Regions from separate parts of the Homo sapiens genome. Here all the other regions are linked to region 7. The links are chromatin loops, found by intact Hi-C in ENCODE. Cell type or tissue: PC-3. All regions are shown on one strand. Region 1 overlaps ACP6 (acid phosphatase 6, lysophosphatidic). Region 2 has its middle 12 kb from the start of GJA8. Region 3 overlaps BCL9 (BCL9 transcription coactivator). Region 4 holds the start of LOC128071544. Region 5 overlaps LOC105371230 (a long non-coding RNA gene). Region 6 overlaps BCL9 (BCL9 transcription coactivator). Region 7 overlaps LINC00624 (long intergenic non-protein coding RNA 624).

Region 1 (4,000 bases), 130 kb before region 7:
GAATACACTTGTCTTGTCTTTCCCCCGCCCTGTGATATTTATCAGTGCCGGATATTACATATTTGTGTATCTATATGCTTATTTCCCTGACTAAAATGGAAGCTCCATGAAGGCAGATTTCCTCTTGTTCACTGATGTGTCCCCAGCACCTGGAATAGTGCCTAGTGCATGCCAGTGCTCAGACACTTGGACATTTGAATGACATATCCCCTCTGTCACTTCTCTCCGGGGCCCAAGGCCACCCTCCTAGGTTACCACAGTGGCTTCCTAATGGGCCATACCCTCACTTGCTTTCCATCACCCCCTGAGACCTGGCCCCTGCATACCTCTCCAGCTTCACCCCTCACATATCTCCCTAGCCAGACCTATAGTATGTTTAAAAAAAAAGGAAATCGCACTCCTCTGGCCTCTTTACCTTGGCACACATTTTTCCATCACCTGACCCCTGACCCACACTCCCTTTTCCTGTGTAATCCAATTATCTCTAGGCCTCCCGTGTTTCTGTTTGTCCTTCAATAGAAGGTTGTTTGTCTTGTCTTTTATTGTATTTCTAGAACCAAGTGCAGAGACTGTACAAAGTGGACCTCAGCAAAGATTTACCGAATGAATAAATGAGTTCAGAACGCTGACTTAACTCTTCTGTTGGCACCCAGGTGGCTTCTATGCACTCTCCTTCCACTCACCACCAGGGGGAAGCATGGAGTAAAGGAAAACACCAAGGCTTTCGCTGGGTTCAAATTCTGACAGCGTATTTATTTCCTTGCAACGCTTGGACGGGTGTTTCTGAGCCTGTTTTTCCTCTCATGTAAAAATGGGCATAATGATACGTACTAATTAGGGTTGTTGTGAGAATCAATTAAGGAAACGTATAAGTGCCTTCAAGTATTCTTATTTTCCCTTTTCTCTTTCATCTCACTTCCCACGAGATTCTTAACTGTGGTAGGTTTCGCAAGCCAAGGGAGCCTTTGGGGATGCTCCTCTGCAGGCAGCGCCCCGCCTCCGCCTGCCCTTCCCGGGGCACTGTGCCTGTGTGTGCAGGAGATTTGTACAGAACCCTGGCTCCCTCACTCACCAGTTGTGTGACTGTGGGCATGTCACTTAATTTCTCTGAGCTTCCATTTTCCCAACTATAAAGCGGGGAAGTTAATGTTTATCTACCTGATGATTTGTCCTGAGGATGGAAAATAGGGTGTGAAAAGCTCTTCATAAATTCCTAACCTGTCCCTGCCTTGACTCCTTTCTCTAAGGGGCCTCAGAGTGCTGTTGAGGTTTAAAGAATTCCCACAGGAGGCTCTCACCCGTGTATGGCAAAGTGAAAGGCTTCCCAGGACGGAGGAGAGCCAGGCTTGCCAGGGAAGGCCGACTTCATCTGCGGCTCCCCTGATAGCTCTTCCCGAGGGCCTCGTGGCTTATCTTACAGAGCTCTTGGCTCTGGCAGGCCCTGGGATGAAGGACTGTCATTAGACAAGACCCTTCACTGCCATGTGCCTATTCCCCTGTAACAGTTAGTTCCACGTGGATCGTTAAAAACTGCAGCAAGGGGACAGAAACCCTGAAGGGCCCAACTGAAGAGGGAGGAGGAGAGAGTTCCCGTCCCACCCTCCCCTAGTCCTCGAAGCACCGGGACCTGGAGTGCTGACCTGTTTATTTTCATTGTAGGAAACTCAGGTCTTTGTCAGTGGCACCTGGCACCCCTTTTCCTCAGCTGGAATCCTCTAGGGCACCGCCATCTACCTGCAGAGGAGGCTGGGCGGGCTGTGGGGGGAGGGGTGGGCTAAGGGCACCTACCCTGTCTACAACATGCCAGGAAGGGATCATTCTTCGGCTTTGGGCTAGAGCGTGTCCTGGGGCTGCTAGGCAGCGATGAGTCTCTTCTGCTGGGTGGGGAATTCCCCGGGGAGATGGCTGTGTGCTCTCTTCAGACCCTGCCCTCTAGTGGCCAAGGGGACTTTGCAGCCCGGCCCTTCCCAGTCCACCCTGCCAGCCTCTAGAAACCTGACCCCTGTCTAAGGCTGGCTGGGGAGAACTGAAAAACACTTTCCCCAGTAAAAAGCTGGTCTTCTCAGGATTCCGCTCTCCGTTTGGCCTTTAAATAAAATGTACCTTTTCCTGAAGAAATTGGGAGGGGGGCAGTGGCCCACAGTCACCATGTCTGAGAACTCAAGAGACCACTGATCTTGGAGTCATGTGCTCTGAGTTCAAGTCCTGCCCTGTACCTACTACCTGTGTGACTTTGGGCAAGTCCATTAATTTCCTGTTGATAAGCCTGTATATCTTTATTTGTGCAATGGGACTCTAATATAGCATCTCCCTCATGGAATTATCCTAGGAATGACATAGATTAGGTATGGAAAGCACTTCCTAATATGAAAAGTGTTATACAAATATAAGCCATTGCTCCTGCTATGCCAGAGGAGCCTCTTTGTGGCTCCTCCGGAGCATTCCTCAGGGCTGTGGGCAGTGGGTGCCTGCGGACCTAGATGGCTTGCCCCTGGGTGGTAAGATCTTGGTGGCTGAAGACTAGGCTGTTTCAGGGGTGTTTAAGCCACATGAAGGATGCTGAAAGAAGCACCTACCTTGGAGATAAGAGCCAGGGATTTGGATTCCAGTTTTACCACTTTCCTGGGCCCTGTGACCTTGGGCAACTCCTTTAGCATGGCAGAGTTTCTGTTTATCCACATGGAAGGATGGTGATACTATCTGCTGGGGTTAGGGGAGGGGGATGTAAGCAAAATAACCATGTGAAAGGGTATGGAAGGTGCTACCTCCTCAGATACAAGTTTTGAACCTGCATCTTCTTGTATTTGGGGCTTAAGGAAACTAGGGTCCAGCAGCTTACTGTAAGCCAAGAAGTTTGAGTTGCTCTGTGTTGTACAGAGATTTTTAGAGAAGGCAAGTATGTGTGCTTTGAAATCAAAGGAATAGCTAAGTCAAGCAGTAAAGGGAGTGTGCCGGGAGGCTGGGGCCAGTGTTGGTAGAGCTGTTTATATTGGTAGGAAAGCAGGGCATTTTTCTCTGAGGCAAGCCTTTCACAAAGGAAAATCTGGATTTGAGAGAGATTAAAAGTCTCAAAGGTAGGGGAAAGATGTAAGGAAATGGCCTGCACTGAATCACTGCAAAGGACAGTATTCATCAGAGAATTAATTTGGAAGGAAATAGAGTGTGAAATAACAGCAAGGCTTTCAACTCTGGGTACCATGGCCTTAAAAACCCAAGCAGTGCTTCAGAGGCTTGCCAGGACCCAGCCTGGGAGCTACCTCCGGAAAAGCAGCTGGGGGATGCCCAGAGACCACAAATTGCTGAGCTTGGGAGGAACTGATTGAGTGTGTAATTAAGGGGAGGGTTGTATAACACTTGGGTAAGTAGAACTTGATGGGGTCAAACCAGCAGGGCTTTTGGGAGATGAGAGAGCAGTCCCTGGAGCTGTTAGTAACTGAAGCCAGCTGCATAAAGGTAGGCACAGCTTACCTGGGCCTTGCACAGAGAAGAATGGAAGAGATCAGGAAGGGGAAAGGTTGAAGGAATGGTTGTTCTCTAGGTCAAAAATTCCAAAATGCTGAATACCTCAGGGGTTCAGTTCTAGGAGTAAGGTAACATTATGGAACAATGGGGAAATATCCCTGGAAACTGAAGATCAGAGAGCCTGTGGCTTGGCCAAGGTCATATAGCACCATGGAGATTTAATGGATTCTGAACTGCGATTGTACATCTTGGCCAGGTGGCTCACACCTGTAATCCTAGCACTCTGAGAGGCTGAGGTCAGAGGATCGCTTGAGCCCAGGGGTTCGAGGCTAGCCTGAGCAACATGGCAAAACCTCATCTCTACAAAAAATTTAAAATTCAGCTTTACGTGGTGGCAAGTGCCTGTAGTCTCAGCTACTCATGAGGCTGAGGTGGGAGGATCACTTGGGCGTGGGAAGTCAAGGCTGTGGTGGCCCGTGTTCGTGCCACTGCACTCTAGCCTGGGTGACAGAGCAAGACTCTGTCTCAAAAAAACAAA
Region 2 (4,000 bases), 370 kb before region 7:
TAATCTCACTGTGGTTTGCTGTCACCTATTCAAGTACATATAAAATAAGTCACTCAGGGCTGGGTGCGGTGGCTCATGCCTGTAATCCTAGCACTTTGGCTGAGGCGGGCGGATCACTTGAGTTAGAGTGAAACTCTGTCTGGAAAAAAAAAAATCACTCAGGTTGAGAGTGAGAGGCCCCTAGTCCTGCCCCTGAGGCACCACAGTGGAGCCCTGGAACTCCGTGAGCCATGGCTGAAGAACCACTGCAGGAGGAAGCTTGGGGCCTTTAGCATGGCACATAGGGCCCTCTGCTGTCTGATGACTGCCAATTTACTCCAGCCCATCTCTTGCCACTCATAGCTTTGCACTGGCTCTCAGCACCTATGATCTACCGAGTTTCTTATGCACATAATCCTGTTTCTTGCCTCTATGCCTTTGCCTACGCAGTCCCCTCTCTATTTTGAATCTCCTCTCCCCTAACTGACTCATCCGTTGGGGCTCAGTTTGGGCTTTAACTTCCCCAGGACTTCTTACTTGACCCTATCTAAGTTGTTTTCTAGTAGTTCACTTATGTGTCTGCATCCCCCACTAGTCTGTGAGATTTCTGAGTACAGGGAAAGTCTCTTACGTCTATTTTATAAAGGCCTGGCAAATGAAAGAACTCAATGGGTTTGGAGAAATGAATGAGTGATGAGTAGAGAGAAGGGCACCACCTAGATGAGGAGGTAGGAGATGAAGATGTAGGAGATGAAGATGTAGGAGTGGCAAAGGAAAATGAGTGTTTTGAATCTAGAAGTAAGGGGAGTCCTTCCCCAGCTGCAGGCTGAGCCCCCAGCAGGAGACCAGGTGAGCCTTCTTCTCTCAAAGCCTCAGTGGCAGCCCTCACAAGAGGTCACCAGGGGCTGGGAAATTGGAACTCCTTCAGCCACAGAGCAGCTGTTAGAGAAGCACTAGCAGTGTTGGGAGAGGAGGACCTCGGGATGGGGGCAAAGGCTCCGGCTGTCCCAGAGAGACAGTGCAGAAGGATGGCTGTTTGACTGCCCAGGCTCCAGGGACAGCAGGCTTGCTTCTAAGAATCATTTTGACTGTGATCTTCGAGGCCTGGGGTTGGAGGGCCTAAATCTGCCCAGGCTGTACTAAAGGCAAGTGTCCTACCAGGGATGACCTCTGCCAGAAGGCCAGAGGGCGGAGGTGGATCTCAATCTGAAACTGGGAGGGGAAACCACTTGAATCTTAAAAAAATCGCTTCTTACTTCATTTTCCTTCTGAGCGGGTCCCTAGACATCCAAACAATGCCTCTCCAGGCAGCCTGGCACGGCTGTCATAAAATGCAACTGAAATCTGTATCTATGGAAACAGGCTGGCTCCTCGTTTTTGCCTCTCTCACTCCCTGCTTCTGTGTTGGCCAGGATGGGGCTAGACTCCAAGCTCTGCACTCTGATGTAGGGGCAGCTTCATCCATGCTCTGATGGACCTCCTGTGTCCCCCTTCCTTTTACCTCCTCTTACCAGAGGCAGAGGAGGTTCTGGGAGAGGGTGACCTCGGGATGGGGGCAAAGGTTCCGGCTGTCCCAGAGAGACAGTGCAGAAGGATGACTGTTTGCCTGCCCAGGCTCCAGGGACAGCAGGGAGTGACTGACAGGGGTGCTGTAGGCTCGATGCCCCAATCTGGGCTTTTGGGATTGAGGCCCAGACCTTTATCCACTCAACAAAATTAATTCCCTGCCTCCTCCACCCACCCTAGGCTTGACAGCAATTCTCTGGTCCTTTCTTTCCGTTGCCTGAAGAGGTGACTTAGTATTCCTTAGGGTACATATGTGATGGTGTTTGGTTTGAGAGGTTTATTTAAAAAAAATATTTTGGGGGGATTTAAGATGAATGAAAATCATTCTGCTTCAACTTGGCAGAATGGACTGAAATGGAAACAAAGACAGCACAACTCTTTTCTTCTCTAGCCCTGATGTGCTGATTTACTAAACCAGGAGTTTTCTTGCAGGGGCAACCTGTTTTCAAAACACACTGCAGACAGGTCTAGCTTAGCTGACCTGTGTGAACATCAATGGGGAGGGTAGAAGGAACAGGGTGATGGCATTCGGGGATCTCACCATTCTGACAAGACACAAGTCATTCAACAGCCAGAGGTTCTGAGGACAGCATTTCCACTCCCACGGGGTGCCCCTGTCTGGGCAGCCCAGGACAGCGTCCGGAATACCGCAGAGCTTGGCCCTGCGCCACGAGGGGGCGATGCCGTCTCTCTTTTGCTCCACGCACTGTAGTAGACGCCTTCAGAGCCTGAGGGCAAAGAAAAGAGGCTTACTCCAAGTCTGCAAAGGAGAGTCAAGTGAACTCTTTTTTTCCACACGGGAAAAGATGGATATGGTCTAAATGGGAGGGGCTGGGAGGACAGGAAATGCAAAGGGGGACAACCTTGGCTTTAATTTTACTGTATAACCACACTCTCTGGGCCGGTTTCCTGGTGCCTTCCCTTTCACCCTGTTTAGTGATCATTATACTGGTGGCACTGGATGCCCCAGAGGGTATCCCTCTTTTTCTCCTCTTACTTTTCTTCCTATTCAGAAGTCCCTTTTATCACGGAAATATTTGCCCTGTCTCCCACAGCACCACAAATCCAGAATCACCAACCCGAGGGTTTCAAGATTCTTTGCTCTATCCCCTCCCTTCTCTCAGACCTGTCCTTATTTCCTTTGGTCCTGCACAATTCTACTGTATCCCTGATTGTACCAGGGGCAATATTTGATGATAAAGGGCAGAGTAAATTGTAGAGCATTAGGTTCATGTGATGACAAAGCAAAGGGCAAAACTTCAGCAGATGGCAGGCCTTGATCACTGGAGACAAACATTCTGGGGCCTTTCTGGTTAGGGCAATGGAGAACCCATTCTAAGAGTTATGGCTGAGATTGTGTGAATTTAACTCACCCACCTGCAAATCAGAGACAGACTTGGCTACAGGAAGCCTCTGTTGCTAGGGGCAGAATTGGGGAGCTTTTGGGACCTTCTCTCTTGTGAGTTGTCCATGGCCTGGGCTTGCACTCCAAAAGCCTCCTGGCTAATTGAAATCCACTGGTACAGCTTGCATCAACAAAGACTCCAGGCTCCTACTCAGGAGTTCATTTTGCCCTTGGCCTACCTGTAAACCCATTAGAGTGGAGAGTGCAGAGGAATTTCTCTCCCCACTAGGTCCAGCAAACACATTTTCATGTCCTTGTAAACGATGAGGGAGTCTTCCATGGAAGACTGTAGGTAGAGCCATCACTGGCTTTCACAACATGGTTTAGTATTTTTGTTGTCAGTCTCTATAATCTGGCTATAATTCTATAATTCTGGCTCAGAATCTATCACTTACTAGCTCTGTGATAGGTGGCAAATTAACCCTTTTAAATCTCATTTTTATCATCTGTAGATGGAGATGATTATTATGAGAACTTAATGAGATAATCTATGTTAAAGTACTCGGCCCAATTGCTGGCACATAAATGGTTGTTATCATTATCTTGAAATGCAGTGGAGTATAAAGGCTAAGCCAGCTGACTCAAATCTGAGCTCTACCACTTACCGTCAGTGTGAGCTCAGGAAAACCATTTGATTTCTATATGCCTCAGTCTTCTCAGATGTAAAATGCAATTTATTTATTTGAGACAGGGCCTCTCTCCTGTTATCCAGGCTGGAGTGCAGTGGCACAATCATAGCTCACTGTAACCTTGAAGTCCTGGGCTCAGGTGATCCTCCTGCTTCAGCCTTCTGAGTAGCTAGGACTACAGGCATGTGCCACCATGCCCAGCTAATTAGAAAAAAAAAATCTGTAGAGACAAGGTCTGGCTGTGTTGCCCAGGTTGGTCTCAGGCTCCTGGCCTCAAGTGATCCTCCCACCCCAGCCTCCCAAAGCACGGGGATTATAGGCATGAGCCACCATGCCTGGCTAAAAATGAAGTTTAATAATCACAGCTATGTCACAGGGTACTTAGGACTGAATAGATAATGTATGCAGTGCACTGAAAACA
Region 3 (4,000 bases), 110 kb before region 7:
GTGGGCCACACTGGGCTCTCTGTGATCCACTCTCTCTCTAGGCTTATTTCTTTTCTTTTTTTTTGAGACGGAGTCTCGCTCTGTCGCCCAGGCTGGAGTGCAGTGGCGCGATCTCGGCTCACTGCAAGCTCCGCCTCCCAGGTTCACGCCATTCTCCTGCCTCAGCCTCCCGAGTAGCTGGGACTACAGGCGCCCGCCACTACGCCTGGCTAATTTTTTGTATTTTTAGTAGAGATGGGGTTTCACTATGTTAGCCAGGATGGTCTCGATCTCCTGACCTCATGATCCGCCCACCTCGGCCTCCCAAAGTGCTGGGATTACAGGCGTGAGCCACCGCGCCCGGCCTAGGCTTATTTCTTACTTCTTTACTTCTTCCTCCCTTAAAGAGGCCATCCCATCAGCAAGCCCTTGCTGTTCCCATTTCCTCTGCTTCAGTGCTCACCACCATCCTCCAGGAATGCTCTCTCCTTTAAGAGTCAGTTCAAAAAATCACCTTTCCTTTGAGGATTCATTGAATTTTCCTTTCTGGCCCATTGCGCCCTGTCCACACCTTCACTGTAGCAATCATCATATTACATCGCAATAACTGGTTTACACACCTGTTTCCACATCCCAGCCTTTGCACAGTTCTTGATACACAGTAGGTGCTCTATAAATATTTGCTAAATAATGAGTCCTCGGGTTAAAATGCAACTTCCCTCTCCTTTCAGCACCCTGAAATTACTCAGAAAAGGAAAAGGAAATGACTGAAGTGTAGACAGTTTAAGCGGAACACAGCAAGTACCCTGCCTGAGGTGCTCCTGGCCACTAGTTAAGGAGAAAGAATAAATATGGAGACTGAGGTCCCAGCACCTCTGTGGAGCTGTTGTGATTTCTGTTTACAACAGCCTGGCTAAGCAATCTGTGGGACCCAGGGCGAAATGGAAATGTGGAGCCCCTATTCAATAATTAAGAACTCCAAACAGTGACAGCGGAGCATTAAACCAAGCCGGAGTCCTGTCCAACTGCACAGGTGGCACAGATGACCACAGTTGCGTTGTGATGATAATATCAAGAAGTATAGAGCGCAGGGAGGCTGGGAGAAATGTTGGATCCATTTTTTAAGGAGTAGCTTTAAATATGTAAAATTGTTTTCAATTTATTTTCTCATGCCGCCTCCTTCATAAGACCCCTATAATTATGTCTGTTTTCATGTATAAGTGCAGAATCGTTTCTAAAGTAAATTATTTTATTTTACATTGTTTCAGGGAAAATGCTACATACTTCTAGTTAGTCCTTAACAAATGCTATGAGCCACACACACTCCACCACTTTCCCCTGAAGTGAACAAGTCACTACTGCATTTTCTCCATTCAGTCCCAAACTTCAGGAGAGGAAAGAGAGAAGATTGGCTGGGCTTTCACAGGAATATGTTAATATGAAACATCTTTCATCACTCTTCCACTGATTTTTAAAAAATCTTGCATCAGTTCTCCATGCACTAGCATCCAGTCTCTCTAAAGGTAATTTTATTTTATAACAATCTTAGTAAATGATAAATTGTTGTATTTAGACCCTAAATTTGGCTTGTCAGACATTATCGTGATGAAATGGCATGTGCTGATAAAGTGAATGAAGTTGTATGATGGGGTATTTTAAAAACTCAGGTGGGGAAGTTGATCTGCACTGCCCCAAGTTCTCCAGCAGGGGGCTGCGAGAGGAGTGCCACACATCCAGCTGCCCACAGCAGCCAGACCCACCGGTCTCTTGCTAGCCCTCTAAGTGAGTACCTGCTCTCCTATGTGGGTACCTTTTATGCCTTGACTCCCTGCCTGTGAGAGTAACAACAGGACCACACACCATTAGTGACTGCAACACTGTTGGGTACAGCAAGGAGGGGAGCAACCCAAGAAGCCAGACCAGTAGACAAATGCCAGGTGGGACCCTTCCTTCAGGTTCTCATCTTGTGCTGCCCATGCTTGGCTGTTAGTCTGTTCTCATCTATATACTTTAAAGCCAGAGAACCCAGAAACATGGCTAAGTTCGTGAAACAAAATCTTCATTTTACTATCCTAATTTCTCTACAACATGAAAGTTTCACTACCCAGCACCAACAGAATACATCAGATTGAATCAGAATTCTTAAACTTGTGAGCTCAAGTTTTCTCATCTGCAAATGAGATCATTACCACTCACTTCACAGGGCCCCTTAAAAATCAGCAAGATAAAGTGCAGGGAGGCGACTGGTAGAGTAGGTACTCAAATGTTCATCTCCACATTTTTTGTTGTCTGGGGCACTTGTGTTACTGAGAAGACAGGGCTGCTGAAAAGGAAGAGAAAATGGCTCTCCAAAACAATTGTCGGAGAGAAAAGCTCAGACTGTGAAACACCAGCAGAGCCCAATTTGTACAAGTTTGTTTGCAGATGACTCTGCACCTGCCGCTCCTCGCTTAGATTCTCTCACCTAAGAACAAACACGCACACAGACGCCCACTCACTGAGCTAAAAACACCTACAACTCAAAGAAATACACACACCAGAACAGAATTAACTGCACAGAAGCACAACAGCAAGTCCATTAGCACATACCTTGCAGGATACACACTGATCTGCTGAAGATGTGTGTGGTGAGAAGTGAACTGTGCACAAAGACTGAGCAGCGTTAGCAGAGGTGATGGGGTAAGGGGGAGGTGGGGAGCCAGAAAGGACCACAGAAACCCACGGACTGTGGAAACCCATAATTTGCAGGTATAGTAATAATATTCTACCTTAACAAGACCAAGGGACATCTCATAGCTTATTCAAATAACTAAACATACAACCTTTGGCCTTCTTAATTACTTCATACCACTAAACTGGCTCTCACAAACATTCCTAATAAAGACCATTAATTGCCCTAAAGGTAAAGTTCAGCAATGGGACCAGGGTTGCTCTTCTGCTTATAACTAGGATTTCATGACTGAGATAGGAACAGTACAGAATAAACCTACATGAGTAGTTATTCCTTAACAGCATGGAATATGCTTTGAGAAGGTACTTTTATGTGGTTTCCCTAACCATCACCTTACTGATCAACTCCAATACAAAGAGTCTACGCTTCTGGGTCACATGGCAACCGGTATGCCCAATACTAAACAATCAGGAATCCAAATGAACAAAAAAGGCAGTTCAATTTTGTAAGAAACAATATATTTTATTTTTCTGACACCACAGCTCTGGCGAGTGGTTTTGTACCAAATTTAATGGAGGTTACACAGAACGTCTTACGCATGGGAGGGGGAGGAAAGGGAAGGAACCACAAAATTTAAAACAAACAGAAACAAAATCCTGGATAGCTTTTAGCATCTGTTCCACTCCCACATTAATAAAATTCACTTGGGAATTCCTAATAAAAGGAGAACAGAAAACAAGGTGGGCAGGGAAGGGTATGATGGGAAAGAGAAAGACTTAGGGGGAAAAAAGACCAGAGAGCATCCCAAGGACAGACCTTTCCCTCTCAGAGCCAAGAGGACGCTCGGCATGGAAGGCGAGGCTTTGCTAGATTTATTTCCCCAAAATAACACTGTGTATTGCAGCTGCCAAAGGGAAAGAGAGAGGGAAGCAGAGGGTCACCAGCGGGGGGCACAAAGGAAGGAAACACTTAACTGAGGAGACAGAGCAAAATCGGAGAGAGAAAACAAGAGAAAAATGTGCCAGTGGGTTGGTATATTGGGAGACAAGACAGTGCTGAAGAGCACTTGAACTGAAAAACAAATGTCCTAAGAGTCATTATTTTTCAAAAGAAAAATCTCCCCCCTCCCCCCACCCCTCGCTGAACTTAGTTCCTTTTTTTGTGCTTTTCATTAATACTCTGCTCTGAGGTCGTAGTTTGGTTTTTCTATACACTGCAGTTGAAAGAAAATAGTCCAAAGGTCTGAAGATGGATTCTCCACCTAAAGTAAACAGCCCAGCATTCCTGTTCTCCTCTTGCCCCAAAGACTAAAGTCTCTGCTAAAATCCCTTTTACAATATAGTACAGTAC
Region 4 (4,000 bases), 97 kb before region 7:
GTTCCTGTAATCCCAGCTAATCAAGAGGCTGAGGCAGATGAATTGCTTGATCCCAGGAGGTGGAGGTTGCAGTGGGCCGAGATCTGCCACTGCACTCCAGCCTAGGCGACAGAGACAGACACCATCTCAAAAAAAAAAAAAGAAAAAGAGATATATATGTATATTTGTACAAGCACGAAAAATTTCTGAAAGGGAAGCAAAGGATGTATTATCAGTGGTTGCCTCTGGGGGAGTTTGGGTTGGGGAGGTTTTATGTTTTATCTGTACTGTTAACTTTAGGTGATAATAAAAGATCAATCTGCAATGGGAATAAGAATTTAGGTCCCCAGACAAGCCCTGCCCAACAGCAAGACACAGCCATCAACTTACTTATTGGCCATCTCAGTAGAAAACACGTACACCACTTTGGCTGGAGTCTTCTGAGCAGGTGTGGGCTCTGTGGCAGTAGTTTGGCCATGGGAGGGGGTAGAAGACCTGGGGGCTGTAGCATTTGATGGGGTCATCGAGTGTGGTGTGTGCTGGGAATCCTGGGACTTTATGTGGTCAGCAGAATTACATTCTAAAAGAATAAAATGACTCGTCACAGAAAGAATAAAATTTCCTTTCTTCTGCCAGCATATATAGCATCACAACACAAACCCACCTTGAGAATTTCAAGGAAGTACCACCTTGCTAAGAGGAAACCTCTTCTACTTATAAAATTTCAAATACTCTTCTCTCTCAAATGACTAACCATAAAGCAGTCTTCCCCAGCTTCCTTACCTCTCTATTACACCTCCTTCATATATTAGTGTAAATGTCCCTTCTTCTGGTAACCTTTTTGAAACCTCCTAGACTTAACTGGGGATGGATCTCACAGCCCTCTAACTTCTCTTATTTCAGCATTTATCATATTTTACTGTAACTGTCTAATAATCAGCTTTCTAGGTGCATTCAAATCTTTGAGGACAACAGCTGTATCTATCTTGCTGACCATGGCCCCCCAGCATAGTGCTGGCACTCATAGCAGGCCTGCCAAAACACTTGAGGGAGGAGGGGAGGAAGGAGGGGAGAAACAATCACCCAAGTTTCCATTTCTAATTTGGGTTGGAAAATCATACTTCCATTCCTTGAATACTAACTTCATGTTCTGGCCTACAGTTAAGACTTTTGGTCTTATACTAGGAGGAAAAAGCCTAAAACCACAGCTGTTGGTCCCATACCCTTCTTGGCTCACTCCATTTTGGTGCCTGCCAAATCTCTACACATCTGGTAGCCACTCATTCCTGCTACACTAAAATCAGCTGTAACAAATCTGGACTACTGCCAGGGCCATTAAGGCTTCCTCTTGTGTCTGAAGTCTGGCAAAATGGCAACTAGAGAACACAAGACCCAAGCCTTGGAGGATTGCTCTGATGGAGAAGAGAAGGGGATACCAGAAAAACTACCCCAGTGGGGGCCACTGGCACAGACAAACTAGAGCTACTGGCTTGAAACTAAAGTACAAACAGCATAGAGGCCAGAAACGTGTACGAACAGGGATAGGCCTGTGAAACATCCTACCATAACCCCTAAACCGTTGCATCCTTAAGGGCAAGAACTCCTCAACTAGGAGGTTCCAAACAATTCTTCAGTTAGTAACAAAATGAGAAGAAATAGTTCCATCATAAACTGTGAGAACTCATGAATCTGATACCTACTCTCCCCACTTGTCTGATATTAGGCTCTCTGGCCTCTGTCGAATGTCAGAGGCCTTCCCTCAGGAACACCTACTTCCCTCTGAGTCTCAAAGATCTTATAGACATACCTTTAATGTCAGAGTCATCGTTTGGAGTCCCAGGATCTCTCTGATCAAAGGAGTCGGCGGAAATACTTCGCTCCCTTTTCCCCTTGCCCTTGGCACCATTTCCAGCCCCATTCTTCAGCCCCATGCTCCCACCTGGGCCAGGGAGTGCTTTAGGGGTATGGCCCCCACTCTTGGAGTCACAGGGGGATGGCTGGGATTGGCTGGCTGAGCCCCCCTGTTTACCCTGATTGGAGAATTTGGAATCCAGCTGGGGGTTTCCAGATGGGGACATCACTGTAGGGGGACGGACCATCACCTCCTGCTTTGACTTAGGGCTACTAAAAGAAACAAATAACAAAGGAAGATCAGACACCAGATACAGCTGGTCAGCACAAATTAGAGAGAGGCAGTTTCTATTGGGGGTCAAGGAGACCCTTAGGACTAAAATAACCACCCCATGATTCACCTCAGCCATTTGCTTGCTCCCGCCACCCCTGATCCCATCTCAGAGCTATCAACAGAGAGGAGGATCAAGCAGAGTGGCCTGCCAGGTTTCAGGAACCCTACAGTCACATGGGGACCCATCTCCAGGGCTTCTGTCAATAAAGGACAACGGTTTCTATGTACATAGAGAGGTGACTCTTACACTAAGACTAGCTCAGAGTAAACAAACAGGCATCGTTAAGATCAAAATACTACCCACCCCCAGGCTGATGACAAGGAACAGCTGTAGGAGAGCCTCACTTCCCTGCTGGAAAATGCAAGCTGGTCCCAAAGAGCACGGGAGCTGGTGACTGTCAGGTTAGGGAAATCCTCCAGGATACTAATCCCTCCCAACAAGCAGTATTACACCAAAGCAGATAAACCAACCACTGCCCTCAGGGAGTGAGGACAAAATTCTTTTAAAGTAACAATTTAACTACTGTGAAACCGAGGAAAAAGTGTCACAGTGGGAGTCCGGGGAATAACGTTTTAGTTCTACGACATTAGGCTTCCTCACCATTCCAGGCCTCAGTTTCCTTGTTTGCAAACTTAGGCAAACTGTACTGGTTGGTCTCTATGGTCCTTTCGTTTGTGCTTTGGCAGGGAGGTGCGGGGAGAGGTCAGGGAATGATGGACAAAAGAATAACAAAGGAAAACTCTAACATAAGCTTTGATTACACTGTATCCTGCTTACTGTTATATTACTATTTACTAGTCTATTTTCTCTTCCTTTCCCATTTGGGTTTCATTTATTTCTAATTCAACATACTGTTTCACCAATGAGTGTTCATGATGTGCCTATGGCATCCCCAAGGGGCTGCAGGAAGAGGCCCCAGCCCAGCCCTTACCTCTGTGTGTTTCCTGATGGAGAGCTCCTCACTTTAGGGTTACTGGAATGCATTGATTGAAATCCTGAGCTTGCAGTCACAAACGGGACAGGCTCACCGAGTTCCTCTCGGGTTGCAGCAGAAACAGCTGCTGGGGGCAGTGGCACTGGCCCACTGCTTGCTGGGTGCGTCCCTTAGCGCTCGCTGCCTGTATGCCTTTTTCCTCTTTGTTTTTCTCTGCTGTGGAAGTGGGTCCTTTCCCCTTGCAGCTCCAGCATTCTCTGGGTGCGTGCCTCCTGCTGCCAGAGGAAAATCTCGCATCTCCAGGGCATACTACAGGAAAAGGCCACCCAAAAAAAGTTGGGAGCAAAAACAGAGACATAAAACACCCTCACAACAGGATCAAGGTGAAAGCACTAGCCAACTCAGCGAAGCAGCTAGACCATGCCTCCACTTCCATCAGGGTGAAAGGGTGATGCTCCCATTGTGGACAAAGGCTCAGGGGCCACACCAGCTGGAGGGTGACTAGGACTTCCTGCCAAGCATGCAAGCCTCCCCCGCAAGCAGCATGGACCAGGCAAGGGTGAGCAGGTGAAAAAGGCAGTTTTCTCTTTAGCTATGTATTCTCCCTTACATTTCTGTAGTTTTGAATACAAAACCCTCAAAAACTTGTGTCTTTCTTTTTTCAAAACAATGCTTTGAAACCCCTAGGTACCGCAGATCCATAGTGACTATCTGGTGTTTCAGTTCTGATGGCAAACAACAGCACTGAAATGAAACAACCCCCCCAATTTCAAACCATGATGCAAATTAATCTATGTTTACACTCTCAGGGCCTTGGGGGCGGGGGGACTTTAAAGGAGGTACTTCTGAAATCAAATATTGAACCAACATCAAATACAATCAGTTCTGCCCCCTGATTTCC
Region 5 (4,000 bases), 200 kb before region 7:
CAGAAGCTGAGCGGATCCATGTTCCCCATGCACAGCATCAGCAGGGCAGTTATACCTTTTCAAACAATAGTGGCTCCAAGGCAAGTACGAACTTACACAAACAGGTTGTATAAAAAGTGGAGTATGCGCCTGCACCCTAAACTTGCTGAGTCATTCTGGTCCAGATGTCCACCTCAGTCTATTGTTGACCAAAGCACATCCATGTACTTTACACTCCACCCCCTAAGCTGAGGGAGACATAGATTTTAGACACATAGGTCCAATACACGGGTTTGGCACATAAGCCCCTGATTCACACGTCTGACACATAAGCTTTCGGCCCACAGGCCCGATACATACACATATGCTTGACACATAAGCCTGGCACATAGGCTTTGGGCATGCAAGCCCAATATACACACATAGACTTGATACATAAGCCTGGGAACACAGGCCTGACACACAGGCCTGATACATAAACATAGGCTTCTGGGCACACAGGCCCATTACATACATAGGCCCTGATAAACTGCCCAGCTATTGGTGCAGACTACCTTAGGTGTCACCTCCTTGGTGATTACCATTTACATTGCCCTGAGTTCAGCTCATTAGCTACTCTGTCTACACCTGATTTCAAACCATGTGGTGTCAGAACTAGGCTGGACTGCACCAGCAGTCCAGACAGCAGTAGCACCCTGGCTAGACCTAGCTATGTACCATGCCCTATCAGGAATGGGAGGGCACCCTTCCTTAAACAGTGATGGCTCAGGGTCTAGGGGTGCCTCAGGCCCCATGGCCTCATCTTGCATTAGGACTACAGGCCCTAAAACCTCTACTGCTAAGGGACTTGTACTCAGAGTACTCCACTGTTCCAAGTAGACACCCCACTTCACTAAAGTGGATGTCTGTGCCATTCCTGTCTGGCAGGGGTAGTTACCCATGAATGCACCCATCCCACTATTGGGTAAGTCATCCAGACGATGACTGTAGCCCATCCTGCCACACTCTTATGAGCCCGAAGGGCAGCATATGCAGTTGCTAACCACTTTCCCAGTCCGGGGGGTTGTTACCCATGAATGTACCCATCCTGGCACTTTGGTCAGTTCTCTTATCAAACAGAAAAGGCTTTACACTTTTGCCTGACTGCAGCAGGTATTTTTTGAACCGGAGCACTTGGGTGGGACTGGGTTGCACAGCAACGTCCTTCTCCTGAATGACTTGCACTAAGTCTGTACATGACTGCCGACATTACTTGCTTAACTCCCACAACTCAGTAGGGGCACCGGGACTATAGGAAATGTGTTCCATCACAACTGGGGAGGGTCCCTGGGCTCACCCTTGGGGCCCAACAGCTGTCCATGCTCTATTTTCAGACGGATCACTGGGCAAGCCTGCAACAGAAGTTCTTCCTCCTCCCTGCACTGTGTCTCACAGGGATTGGGCGTGCACTTCCTGCAGCACAGTCACAAACGCCCATCTGACTCTGCTGGCAAAGGCATGTTCCTCCTTGGTGTTGTGCACCTCCAGGTACTTCAGGGCCTTCCCCATACTCATGGGGGCCCTGTCCATTGCCTCTCACATTTCCACTAGGGCCCATCCAAGCAGCACCACTGCCACTGGGTACCACACCTCATCCTGCCAATGTCACCAATTGTTAGATCCAGGGTCAGGGTCCAGCCCATGCTTAGGTCTGAGGGGAGTGGGTGGATAGCTGAAAGAACACTTCGGGCGGCCATGTGTAGGTGAAATATGGCTTTATTCAGTAGCTCTCTCATCAGCAGCTCTCTTACACTGTATGCTCTGTTTCAGCTGCTTGAGCCGGCCACTTCCATGCAGAGCTGCACGGCTGACTCTCCCTTGCTTTCAGGGTCAGCAGCTTAACTCTTTCTCTGGGCAAAAGCTGGTTCCTGGCTCCCACCTGCCTGCCTGCAAGACAGACATCTTTGGCTCTCTCTCTCTTTCTCTGGGTGCCAGTGTGCTGAGCCATGTTGAGCCATGCCCAAGAGCTGAGCCAAGCCATGTCCCCTGTGTACAGCATCAGCAGGACAATTATACCTTTTCAAACAACAGTGGCTCCAAGCCAGGTATGAGCTTACACAAACAGGTTATATAACAGGTGGAGTAAGCGCCTGCACCCTAAACTCTATGAGTCACTCTAGCCCGGATGTCTGCCTCAGCCTACTGTTCACCAGAGCACATCCAGGTACCTTACAAGATCAGATTTCAATCAGGAAGTTCTTCACTCCAGCAAATGCACTATATATATTGAGTCAGAAAACAAATATGGGTCACTGAATGCTCAGAGCAGTGAAAATAGTTGACTGGAGCTGCAGCTCTTTGCAATTTAAGAGATAGAAGCTGCTCCAGATTAATAATCAGGGAAGGTAGACAGAATTTTGCAGAGCTTTATATTCAATTATTTATTTAACAAATATTTGAGTCTTGCTATGTGCCAAATACTGTGCTGGACACTAAACATAGAACAGTCAATAAAATAGACAAAATCACTGCCCTCGAGGAGCTTAACCACCTAGCATGATGATGTCAGAGGTGTTTAAACCAGAGCAATTCCATCTTGAATAGGCCCTGGATAAAATAGGGCTGAGATCTACTAGGATGCATTCCCAGGAGGTTAAGACATTCTAAGTCACAGGATGAGACAGGAGGTCGGCACAAGATACAGGTCATAAAGACCTTGCTGATAAAACAGGCTGCATTAAAGAAGCCGGCCCAAACCCACCAAAATCAAAAGGGTGACAAGAGTGACTTCTGATAGTCCACTGCTACACTCCCACCAGCGCCATGACAGTTTACAGATGCCATGGCAACACCAAGAAGTTACCCTATATGGTCTAAAAAGAGGAGGAACCCTCAGCTACCGGAATTGCCCAACCCTTTCCCAGAAAACTCATGAATAATCCATCCCTTGTTTAGCATATAATCAAGAAATAACCATAAAAATGGGCAACCAGCAGCCCTTGGGGCTGTTCTGCCTATGGAGTAGCCATTCTTCATTTCTTTACTTTCTTAATAAACTTGCTTTCATCTTACTCTATGGATTTGCCTCGAATTCTTTCTTGAGTGAGATCCAAGAACCCTCTCTTGGGGTCTGGATTGGGACCCCTTTCCAGGAACAAGGAGACTAAAAATAAACATCTTGTGAAGGAAAAATAAATCTCAGGATCCCAAGATCACTAAGCCAAAGGGAAAAGTCAAGCTGGGAACTGCATCAGGCAAACCTGCCTCCCATTTTATTCCTAAATAAGATAGTTACAAAGATAAAAAAGCCACATACCTCCTTCATGATTTGACCACTACGAAATTCCTTGTGAGCCTCAAGATCTTTACCCTAAAAGGGTTCTGTTGAGTTTTACCCTGACAATGTAAATTGATAGCTTATCCTCACAGGTAGGACGAAGGACAGAACTCTAAGTCATCGCTCTGCTCACCTGAGACAAATGCATATCTGATTGCTTCCTCTGATGTAAAAATGCAGATTTACTGAGCTAGACTCTTTTTCTACCCCCACCCTCATCATGTGTAAATTTTGTATTCGGTGAAAGGCTGCTCAAAAATCAAAAGTACACAACTGTTTGTCTCTTATTTATCCACACCTTTAAGAATTTTCTTCCTCTTTCCCCAATAGCTGCCCTTTCCCCTTTAAATATGGAAGCCCTCAAGGTCATCTTCAGAGAAAGGCACAGAGCTGCCTCCCAGGCACACATCCTTAACCATGGCAAAGAAAACTTTCTAAATTTATTGAGACCTGTCTCAGATATTTTTGGTTTACAATCTTAAATAAGTAACTTGTATAATGTATTAGAAGGTGATAAGTACTACGGAGAAAATCAAGCAAAGATGTAGTAGCCAACCTCCAAGATGGCCCCCAGTTCCTCACCTCCTGGAAACACACCTTGTATTTCTTCCCACATTTAATGGAGCTGGCCTGTGAGAACAATAGGATCTGGCAGAAGTAATGGTGTATGACTTCCAAGGCTAGATTATAAAAGATATTGCAGCT
Region 6 (4,000 bases), 85 kb before region 7:
ACAGAGTGAGACTCCATCTACAAAAAAAAAAAATTTCTCTTCTAGCCGGGCGCGGTGGCTAACACCTGTTAATCTCAGCACTTTGGGAGGCTGAGGTGGGTGGATCACCAGAAGTCAGGAGCTCGAGACCACCCTGGCCAACATGGTGAAACCCCATCTCTACTAAAAGTACATAAATTAGCTGGACGTGGTGGCACGTGCCTGTAATCCCAGCTACTTGGGAGGCTGAGGCAGGAGAATAGCTTGAACCTGGGAGGCGGAGGTTGCAGTGAGCCGATATTGCACCACTGAACTTCAGCCTGGGCAACAGAGCGAGACTCCGTCTCAAAAAATAAACAAATAAAAATAATAATAAATAAAATAAAATACAATTTCTCTTTTTATCCAAGCCCTCAAACAACTAATGGAACCTTCATTGCTCAAAGCATCCTTATGCCATTTAACTAACAGCTCCTCTTATAAACCCATCTGTGTCTTTAATAGTTTGGGTGTTTTTCAATAGTGAATAAGGATGTCTTTCTTAAATTTTTATGTAGGGCCTTCACATTATTCACGCAAACATCTCTCCTTGCTAAAACTTTCCAATCACTAGTATTCAGTAGAAAACACAAAACAGGACAATCATGTTGCACAATTTCCACAAAGGTTCTAAACCCACATGAGTCTTACCTCCAACATCCTTTTGCCCCCTCCTCCCATCTCTCAATGATTTTACAATTTATCCTTACTGTCTGTTAGTTCTAATTCATCACTTTGCTCAGTGCACAAATCCAAATCTCTGCCCCAAAACGAACATTTAATTCCTGAATATATCAAGTGCTAACTAATACTCCAATACCCATCATTGACCAAAATGTAACTCTTTACATAGAAAATCATTTCCCCACTGAAATCACTGCCAGGGATTTACCTATGTTTGCTGTAATCAAAGTCAAATTTTGCATCAATTCTATCCCATCTTACAGACTCTCCACTAAGAGATAGTTATGTCCATTTCTCTAACTTATCTAGTAACTTTATTAGTCCCCAGCTGGACTCCAATCTAGGCTCTAAGTCTCTCCTATCACTAAAAACCCATTTTTCCTTCCCCCTCCTTCAGACCTCTTGGAGGACAGATTTCTGGCCTCCTCCTTCATGCTTGGTAGCCTTCCCATAAGGCCCCCAGCAATACTATTACAGGCCTCTGGCCCCTCCCTCTCCTTCCCTCTGGACATAATAACCAACCCTGCTGTTGTTTTACTTAGGATATCTCCATTTCACCAGGCTCACCCAACACTCATCAGTGACATCTTAATAGTCTTTGCAACTTTCAAAGGCCAGTGACTCAGGCTCCACTTTGGAAATCACTGGTGTGTCCCAAGACCCCCACAATGACTCAGTGACCTAGACATCACCAATTCACCTGCTTGGGCCCTTAACTACTCACACATTCTTCCTAGCTTCCACCTCCCCTACCCTTCAACAAGTCACTGGCCTGCAAAGTCCCCTTTACCTCTATCCATCTCAGGGGTCTTACAGACCTCATCAAACTCAATCCCAATTCCCTTATTTAGCTCTCCATCTCGCCCCTCCAACACTCCTGCATCCCAGGACCCTGGGACTGTCCTCACTCTCCTGGTTTAACCTCTCCAAGCACTGCTTGGGACACAACCTTTGAAAAAAAGAAGAGATGCCCTCTCTCTCCACCGCCCGTGAAGCACCCCCACCTCCCCCCACAGGTTCCTCCAGACTCGCCTCACTAAATCCGCAACCCTGGCCCCCGCCCCTTTTCTGCCCCCCTCCACCCCGCTCTTCGCGGCTGTGGCTACCCCTGCCCCCAAACCGGCTCAAAACACGCGGACGCGGACCTGGCCCCCACTACCCCCGGCTCCGGTCCTTCCCCTCCCCCTCCCCCAGGTGCCACTTACCCCGGAGGCAGGAGTGGGGGAGGGGAGAGGAGGTGCGGAGCAGGGAAAGAGGCTTGGGTCCGGGGCGGCTCTCAGCCCCGCGGGGCCGGGGCCAGCGGCAGCGGCGGCGCAGCGTCTCCCCCCGGCGGCGGCAGCGGCGGCGGCGGCGCCGTCCCACTCCGGCAAGCACACATAGGCTCCATTGTCCGCCGGCGCCTCCCCCTTTCCGGCTCCCCCCTCCCGGTCCCGCCCCTTCCCTCCCTTCGGCCCTCCCCCGCCGCACCGCGCCACGAAAGGTACAGCCGGCCCCGCCTCGGACGCGAGCGGAGGGTGCCCCCTCCCCACCGGCCCGACGTCCCGCCCGCGGGGAACCGGGACCGCCCCGCCCCGCCTCAGCGTCCGGCCCCGCGACCAGCAAGGGCCCGCCCCTCCAGGGAAAGTCGCTCGTGCCCCTTCAGGGAAAGTCGCTCGTCCCCCTCCCCAGACGCGCGCGATGGTACCAACCCGCCGCGGCCTCCTCCCGCCCCCAGCTTCCCGCAGGGCCCTGCCCACCAGGCAGCCGCACCTCCCGCCGCCCCGCCCCCGATATTTTACTACGGGCCCGCCCACCGCCGGCACCACCTCCTGGTTTGCATAGGCACGCCCGCCAGGGCCCGCCCCGGACCGTCACCCGGCTGGAGGGGACGCCCACTCCCCCCTTAAAGCGGCAGAGCTCTAGTCCCCAACTCCAGAGCCTCCTGAGGGGCCGGCGGGGCGGGAGGTTCGGCACGGGAGGGTCTCCTCTTCCCGTCCCCTCCTCCCCACGCGCTCACTCTCCCGGACCTTCCCGCCGCCTCGCGCAGTCCTGGGAGCAACCGAGGGGGGCGGGGGGCCAGGAAAGGCGCGGAGGGGGAAGGGCAGCGTGGAATTTGGCCATCTTTTGACAGAAACGAATTGAAGAGCCGGTCTTTCCCTCACTCTTCCCTGCTGCCCAGGTCCCGGCCTAGCCCTCAACCTTCAAGGCCACCTCCTCACACCTTCGGGACGCAGTTCCACCCCGCTTTCCTGTCCCTTCTCTCCACCTCTGAGTCTGCACCGCCTGGGCCATGGCCGGCTTTCTCCCCTCGCAGGAGAGCAGCCCCCACCCAGGACTGCGCTCTCCTCCGCCCTCTGCGAAGTGCAGGAGTCCCGCTGATGCGCCGGGGGTGCAGGGGTCTCCTTTCACATCCGGCCCAGCCCAGCCTGGCTCAGGCATCGCTGCCTGGTGCCCACAGAGGGAACCTCTGTCCAGGACCTCACGTCGCTTCACAGCCGGGCTAGCTCCCCTAATTTTTCGGAAGACCTCTGCTCTGAAGGGGTCAAAGCCTGAGTATCCCGGCGCTGTTGTGAGAGGGTAGCCCATTAGATTACACTTTTTCTCAGAAGGAAAAAATGACGGCATCATGGTTAGAGCATGTTGCTGAATCAAAGCTCAGATTCGGGCTATTCTGCTCCATCTGTGTGGCCCCGGTTGCTGCGGTGAACAACCGTTATTATAGATCTGTCTGCTCTGCACCCTCCCCAGAATACACTGTTGTTACACCTCTGTCCTTGTGCCTTGTGGGGTCTTGATCTAAGTTAGCTGCTTCGGCAACTGTGTGCACTGACCCCGCAGCTCTTCTGGATCCGTTAGGTGAAGACTGCCCATGTTAGAGTGTACTGCGTGTTCTCCCTGGAGACAGATGGAGGCAATATGGCCAGGAGGACGAGATAAATCTTCTGCTCTTGCTTCTATCACCCATGGTTTTAACCAGGGTACTTATTCCTGTGTCAGTTTCCCTTCCTAAAGGAAACCTTCCTTGGGCAACCTTTTAAGGAATGGTGCTAGTTGTAAAGGATGGTCAAGAGAGCCCTAAATGATAAAGCCGATCTGCTTTCGAAATCATTTAAAACTCTTTAACTGGTCAACGTAAGTTACCATAGCCGCCTCCCCTGCTTAGATCCTATGAAAAACTGTGGCAAGGTATTTTCTCTTTGTCTTCTGTCATGACTGAGGATATAAATTAAATAAAGAAGAAAGGCAATAGTTGGTATAAACAATATCAAGATCAATTGAAGAATTCCAAATAGAAAATAATTAAAATGCCTTTTGTCAA
Region 7 (4,000 bases):
CCCACCGGGAGGAACAAACAACTGTGATGCGCCATCTTTAAGAGCTGTAACATTCACCGCCGGGGTCTGCGGCTTCATTCCTGGAGTGAGTGAGACCACGAACCCACCAGAAGGAAGAAACTCTGGACCCATCTGAACAGCTGAAGGAACAAACTCCGGACACACCATCTTTAAGAACTGTAACACTCACCGGGAGTCTCCGTGGCTTCATTCTTGAAGACAGCGAGACCAAGAACCCACCAGAAGGAATGAATTCCGCACACAGTAAGATTTCTATTTTTAAAAAATCTCTGGGCTGTAGAACGGGAAAAAAAAGACTTGGAAGGCAAAGCTGATAGTAGGGATACAACACCAGTTAATATTTCAGTTGTTGTATTATAGGTAAGGGCTAGAGTATTGGCATTGGAGAGACGGACTAAATTCTCAGCTCCAACCCTTACCAGCTTGGGTAAGTTATTTATTCTCTTTAAATTTCAATTTCCTTAATGGTAAAATGGGGCTACAGTAATAACCAGAGCAGATACGCACATTCAAGGATCTAATGTATGAAAAGGGTTTTATTATTTTTGCAACAGTTGGCACCCTGGAAGCACCATCAAAATGATCTGTTATTATCCATGTGATCTTAACTTGGGCAACAGTAGTGGAAATGGAAAGACAGATCGCTGGTGCTGTGGCACACACCTGTAGCTCCAGCTTTTCAGGAGGCTGAGATGGGGATCACTTAAGTCTAGCTTGGGCAACATAGCAAGACTCCATCTCTAAAAAAAGTGTAGATGGATTAAAAAATGGTAGGAGGTGGAATTAAAGGGTTGGATGTGGAAGTGGAAATGAAAGAAAGTGAGGTGTCAAGGGTTTCTGGCTTGGGCAGCAGCAGGTAGGTTGCAGCATATTTTCTTGAGATAGGACTTTAGGAGGAGGTAAATATTCTGAATGGAAGCTGTAGAACTGGATGTGCTGCTTTTGAAGAGCCTATGAGATACCCAAAGTGGAATTGTCTGGAAAGTAGTTGTACAAGAGAGGCTGAAGTTGAGGAGAGAGATCTGGGTAGAACATACATAGGTAAGGTAGAGAGAAGAACTCAGACAGTGTGTACTGAGAATAGAGAAGAGGGCGAGGCACCGCACTGGACCTGGGAGACAAAGGTGAGAAGACAAGACACCCACTCTCAGGAAACTCAGTCTGGTTGGGGAAGCAGATAATTAAACAGATAATTAGAATACAGTGGAATACACCCCATAGGTTGTTTTGGACCAAACCTGTGGGGTGGATCCCAGCAGTTGAAGGAACTGAATGAAGATAGAACAAGGACTCTAAAGGTCAGAGCTAAAATTGGAAATACTCAACAGGGTGGGGATGGGGCAAGGAAGGAAAGGGTGGAACAACTTGGAAAAGATTTTGAATGCTCTTAAACCAGAGACAAAGTAATTGACTGGAACATCGCAGCATTAGGAAGAATGTTAGTGCTCTTGGATTCCATGCTTCTCAGACCGTGCTATCTTGGAATCCTCACAGTTCTGAGGGGCCCCTATAATTAGAGGCCACCATAGTGGAGGAGTTGAAACCAAGCAGACACCCTACTAAACCAGAGTTGTTGTCTTGTTTTGCACATTAAAACTGTGTACAAGCTTTGTTTTGAAAAAAAAAGTTGTTATGCCTGAAAAAGAATTGAAAACTACCAACTTAAGTAAATTAATGTACAGATAAAGAATAAGAGGCCCAGAGAAGCTAAGTCACATGCTTAAAATCAAATCATACAGCTCATTAGGGATCAAGTTGGGCCTAGAACCTAAATTTTTTGTTCTCAGGCTGGTGTTCTTTCTTGCTATGTCTGAGACCTCGTACTTCTAATTTGCCTAGTCCATATTCATTTGTATCTTCAGATTTTTCTGAACTGTAGTAAAAGAGATGTGTATTTCAAACATCATGAGAACAAGGCGTGGGAGGGATCTTACAGAGCAGCAGTTAAAATCATTGCTGGCATGTGGTCTTTCACAATAAAATTCTCCCCTTCCTTTTGATTCCTCTAGGCAACAGCACAAAGTTAAACCAGGAAGTCCCTCTGCCTTGCTAGGGATCCAGGTTTGCCTTCCTGTTGAGGTATCCCATTTCATTACAGTTGACCTAAGTTTGAACAAACACTGCCACCTGATGCATGAAAGCTCTACTGTGACCTACGTTAAAAGGTAATTTAAAAAAAAACGAAACATAGAATCATGACTCATACAGATTGAACATGAACATGTGTTAGAGATTTTATTTAACTCAATCTATGAGAGAACTAGGCAGATATTATAACTGGATCAAAAGAGAATACAAAGAACATGTATAGATCAAGAATATTGAATGCACAAAAAAAGGGCAAAACTGACTTCTTCCACAGAGGGAGCGGGAATCAATTGAACCTCTACCAGAAGGGACAAAACTTGAATGTTTACAGAGAATAATTATTTTGCAATGCTATCAGCTAGCTACAGTTTACAAAGTTGTGAAATAGCTCCCATAGAATCCAAATCAGATAAAAGATAGCAGAAGGGTGTGTGATGGACAACACATAGTTTTCCAAATATGTGCAGACATTTTCCTTACAACTGTTAGAAAAGCAGAAGTATCTTTTACAATAAAACATGGGCATCCCAGGTTCCTTTTTCTGTTTTATATACATGCAAAAATATACAAGTGTGTATGTGCATATGTATTTGCATATGCTTTTTAAAATAAAAATTTCACAAAAAAGAACTTAATCCTGTATTCATGCAATGTACCCTGATACTTTTTATTCTATTCTTTGTTAATGCTGGTATCCACACAAATTAATTTCGTGACTCCTTAATGGGTTACTACCCACGAATGGGTCAAGGATTCACAGTTTGTAAACGGGACTAGATCAGTGCTCCTCAAACTGTCTGTTGTGAAGCACCAGTTTTTAAATATTTGACAGTTTTCAGTCCTTCACATACTGACTGATGCTTTTGTAAAACACAATAAAAATAAATTATTAGAAAAATGAAATGAAAAAACTCCCATAGACTTATGAAATGCAAGCTCAACTTTTTATTATTAGATTTAACAGACATAAAATTGGATGCTGGGGCAAGGTCAAATTCCTATTTAAAGATTTCCAAATGCATATTTTGTTTCTATGCTTTGTTTCTGCACACTGGAACAGTGGTGGATTCCACTGGTCCTTGGACCACACTTTGAGTAGCACTGACTAAGTGACCAGCTCTGACAGTATGGTGATTTTTTGTTTTCCAGGAGCTGACACTCCCTCAGGCTACCTTAGTCAGTGGGGGCTTACTGCAGCATACCTGTGGCGATGAGAGAGAGAGGCACATCACAGGAGCATCTGGCACCAGTGGCATCCTGGTGAGTGAAATGTCATATGGACACTGGAAGGATCTAACACTGAGGTGGCCCTTCATCTCTGTGCTGTTCACCACGAGCATGCCTGGGCTGCTCTTCTGTGTTCTTCCTGATGTTTCTCATGATACTGATTGATTTTTGGAATTTCCCAGTTCGTATTCCCAAGAGAACCCATTGCCCTATTTAATCATCACTTCTGTTGCTGCAGAACTTTGTGCAGTACTGGGATTGCTTGCTGCCTTAATGTCAGGAGTTGGCCAGGCATCCAGTCAAAGGGCAGAGTAGGCTCTTGTGGTATCGAAATGGCCACCCTCCTTCAAGGAGCAGCAGGTCCTCTTCCTCAGCACAGAAGGCAATGGTGAGGAAGAGGCTAATTTTCCTTTGAAGAGGATTTTGAGAAAAGGTTGGCCCATCTAAAATATTTTACAATTCTCTGTTCCCAAACCCTGAATAATCCTTGGAGGTCACTCACTGTGCAGGAGGCTGAAGAAGGGTAACACTGTCAAAACTGCAGACACAGACCCTTCTGGCTCCACCTCTATCCTACCCTAGAGCTAGGTTAAAGAGAGACTCTGGAGAACTTACTCATACCCAGTGGGGTACTTCTACATTTCTCTAAAGTCAGGAGACACTT

The links. A loop is a pair of places that touch in the nucleus more often than their neighbours do. Peaks named below come from ENCODE experiments on the same cell type or tissue, not always from the same donor. Only the 100,000 strongest peaks of a DNase experiment are listed, where the experiment ranks them.
Region 1: it touches region 7 in a loop (9-fold over the local background); 22 of 110 quality-filtered maps call a loop at or near these places.
Region 2: a loop joins it to region 7, with 11 times the contacts of the local background. A loop is called at or near these places in 13 of 110 quality-filtered maps.
Region 3: a loop joins it to region 7, with 7 times the contacts of the local background. A loop is called at or near these places in 43 of 110 quality-filtered maps.
Region 4: it touches region 7 in a loop (6-fold over the local background); 43 of 110 quality-filtered maps call a loop at or near these places.
Region 5: it touches region 7 in a loop (3-fold over the local background); 6 of 110 quality-filtered maps call a loop at or near these places.
Region 6: it touches region 7 in a loop (7-fold over the local background); 10 of 110 quality-filtered maps call a loop at or near these places.

The regions. Positions count from the first base shown.
Region 1 is chr1:147,638,864-147,642,863 of GRCh38, reverse strand. ACP6 (acid phosphatase 6, lysophosphatidic) reads left to right here. Exons shown (of 10, transcript NM_016361.5): 10 at 1-634. Among named protein-coding and RNA genes, the nearest start is that of ACP6, 30 kb to the left of the region's middle. RefSeq lists an enhancer at 1,009-1,510. In PC-3, CTCF peaks have their summits at 464, 672 (motif pointing right) and 1,953 (motif pointing left); DNase peaks (open chromatin) are centred at 673 and 1,883.
Region 2 is chr1:147,888,605-147,892,604 of GRCh38, reverse strand. No RefSeq gene overlaps it. Among named protein-coding and RNA genes, the nearest start is that of GJA8, 12 kb to the left of the region's middle. In PC-3, CTCF peaks have their summits at 2,000 and 2,220 (motif pointing right); a DNase peak (open chromatin) is centred at 2,274; H3K27ac peaks cover 300 bases.
Region 3 is chr1:147,625,368-147,629,367 of GRCh38, reverse strand. It overlaps BCL9 (BCL9 transcription coactivator), which reads right to left. Exons shown (of 10, transcript NM_004326.4): 10 at 3,152-4,000. Among named protein-coding and RNA genes, the nearest start is that of ACP6, 43 kb to the left of the region's middle. In PC-3, CTCF peaks have their summits at 1,481 and 1,693 (motif pointing right); a DNase peak (open chromatin) is centred at 1,697.
Region 4 is chr1:147,610,986-147,614,985 of GRCh38, reverse strand. It overlaps BCL9 (BCL9 transcription coactivator), which reads right to left. Exons shown (of 10, transcript NM_004326.4): 4 at 3,097-3,408; 5 at 1,787-2,103; 6 at 370-559. The coding sequence starts at 3,149. It overlaps LOC128071544, which reads right to left and starts at 3,396. Exons shown (of 1, transcript NM_001414892.1): 1 at 3,190-3,396. The coding sequence starts at 3,396. The coding sequence ends at 3,190. RefSeq lists an enhancer at 2,262-2,556. In PC-3, no CTCF peak of the experiment used is centred here; a DNase peak (open chromatin) is centred at 2,425; H3K27ac peaks cover 1,593 bases.
Region 5 is chr1:147,715,335-147,719,334 of GRCh38, reverse strand. All of the region lies in intron 2 of LOC105371230 (a long non-coding RNA gene), which reads left to right. All of the region lies in intron 1 of LOC102723321 (a long non-coding RNA gene), which reads right to left. Among named protein-coding and RNA genes, the nearest start is that of GJA5, 43 kb to the left of the region's middle. In PC-3, no CTCF peak of the experiment used is centred here; DNase peaks (open chromatin) are centred at 1,444 and 2,124; H3K27ac peaks cover 2,864 bases.
Region 6 is chr1:147,598,245-147,602,244 of GRCh38, reverse strand. All of the region lies in intron 1 of BCL9 (BCL9 transcription coactivator), which reads right to left. Among named protein-coding and RNA genes, the nearest start is that of BCL9, 59 kb to the right of the region's middle. RefSeq lists silencers at 1,756-2,805, 2,836-2,915. In PC-3, no CTCF peak of the experiment used is centred here; DNase peaks (open chromatin) are centred at 1,334, 2,194 and 2,444; H3K4me3 peaks cover 2,959 bases; H3K27ac peaks cover 1,477 bases.
Region 7 is chr1:147,513,707-147,517,706 of GRCh38, reverse strand. LINC00624 (long intergenic non-protein coding RNA 624) reads left to right here. Exons shown (of 4, transcript NR_038423.2): 1 at 1-264; 2 at 2,031-2,186; 3 at 3,259-3,369. Among named protein-coding and RNA genes, the nearest start is that of LINC00624, 2.2 kb to the left of the region's middle. RefSeq lists a silencer at 1,435-1,635. In PC-3, a CTCF peak has its summit at 2,150; DNase peaks (open chromatin) are centred at 2,096 and 3,296; H3K27ac peaks cover 1,280 bases.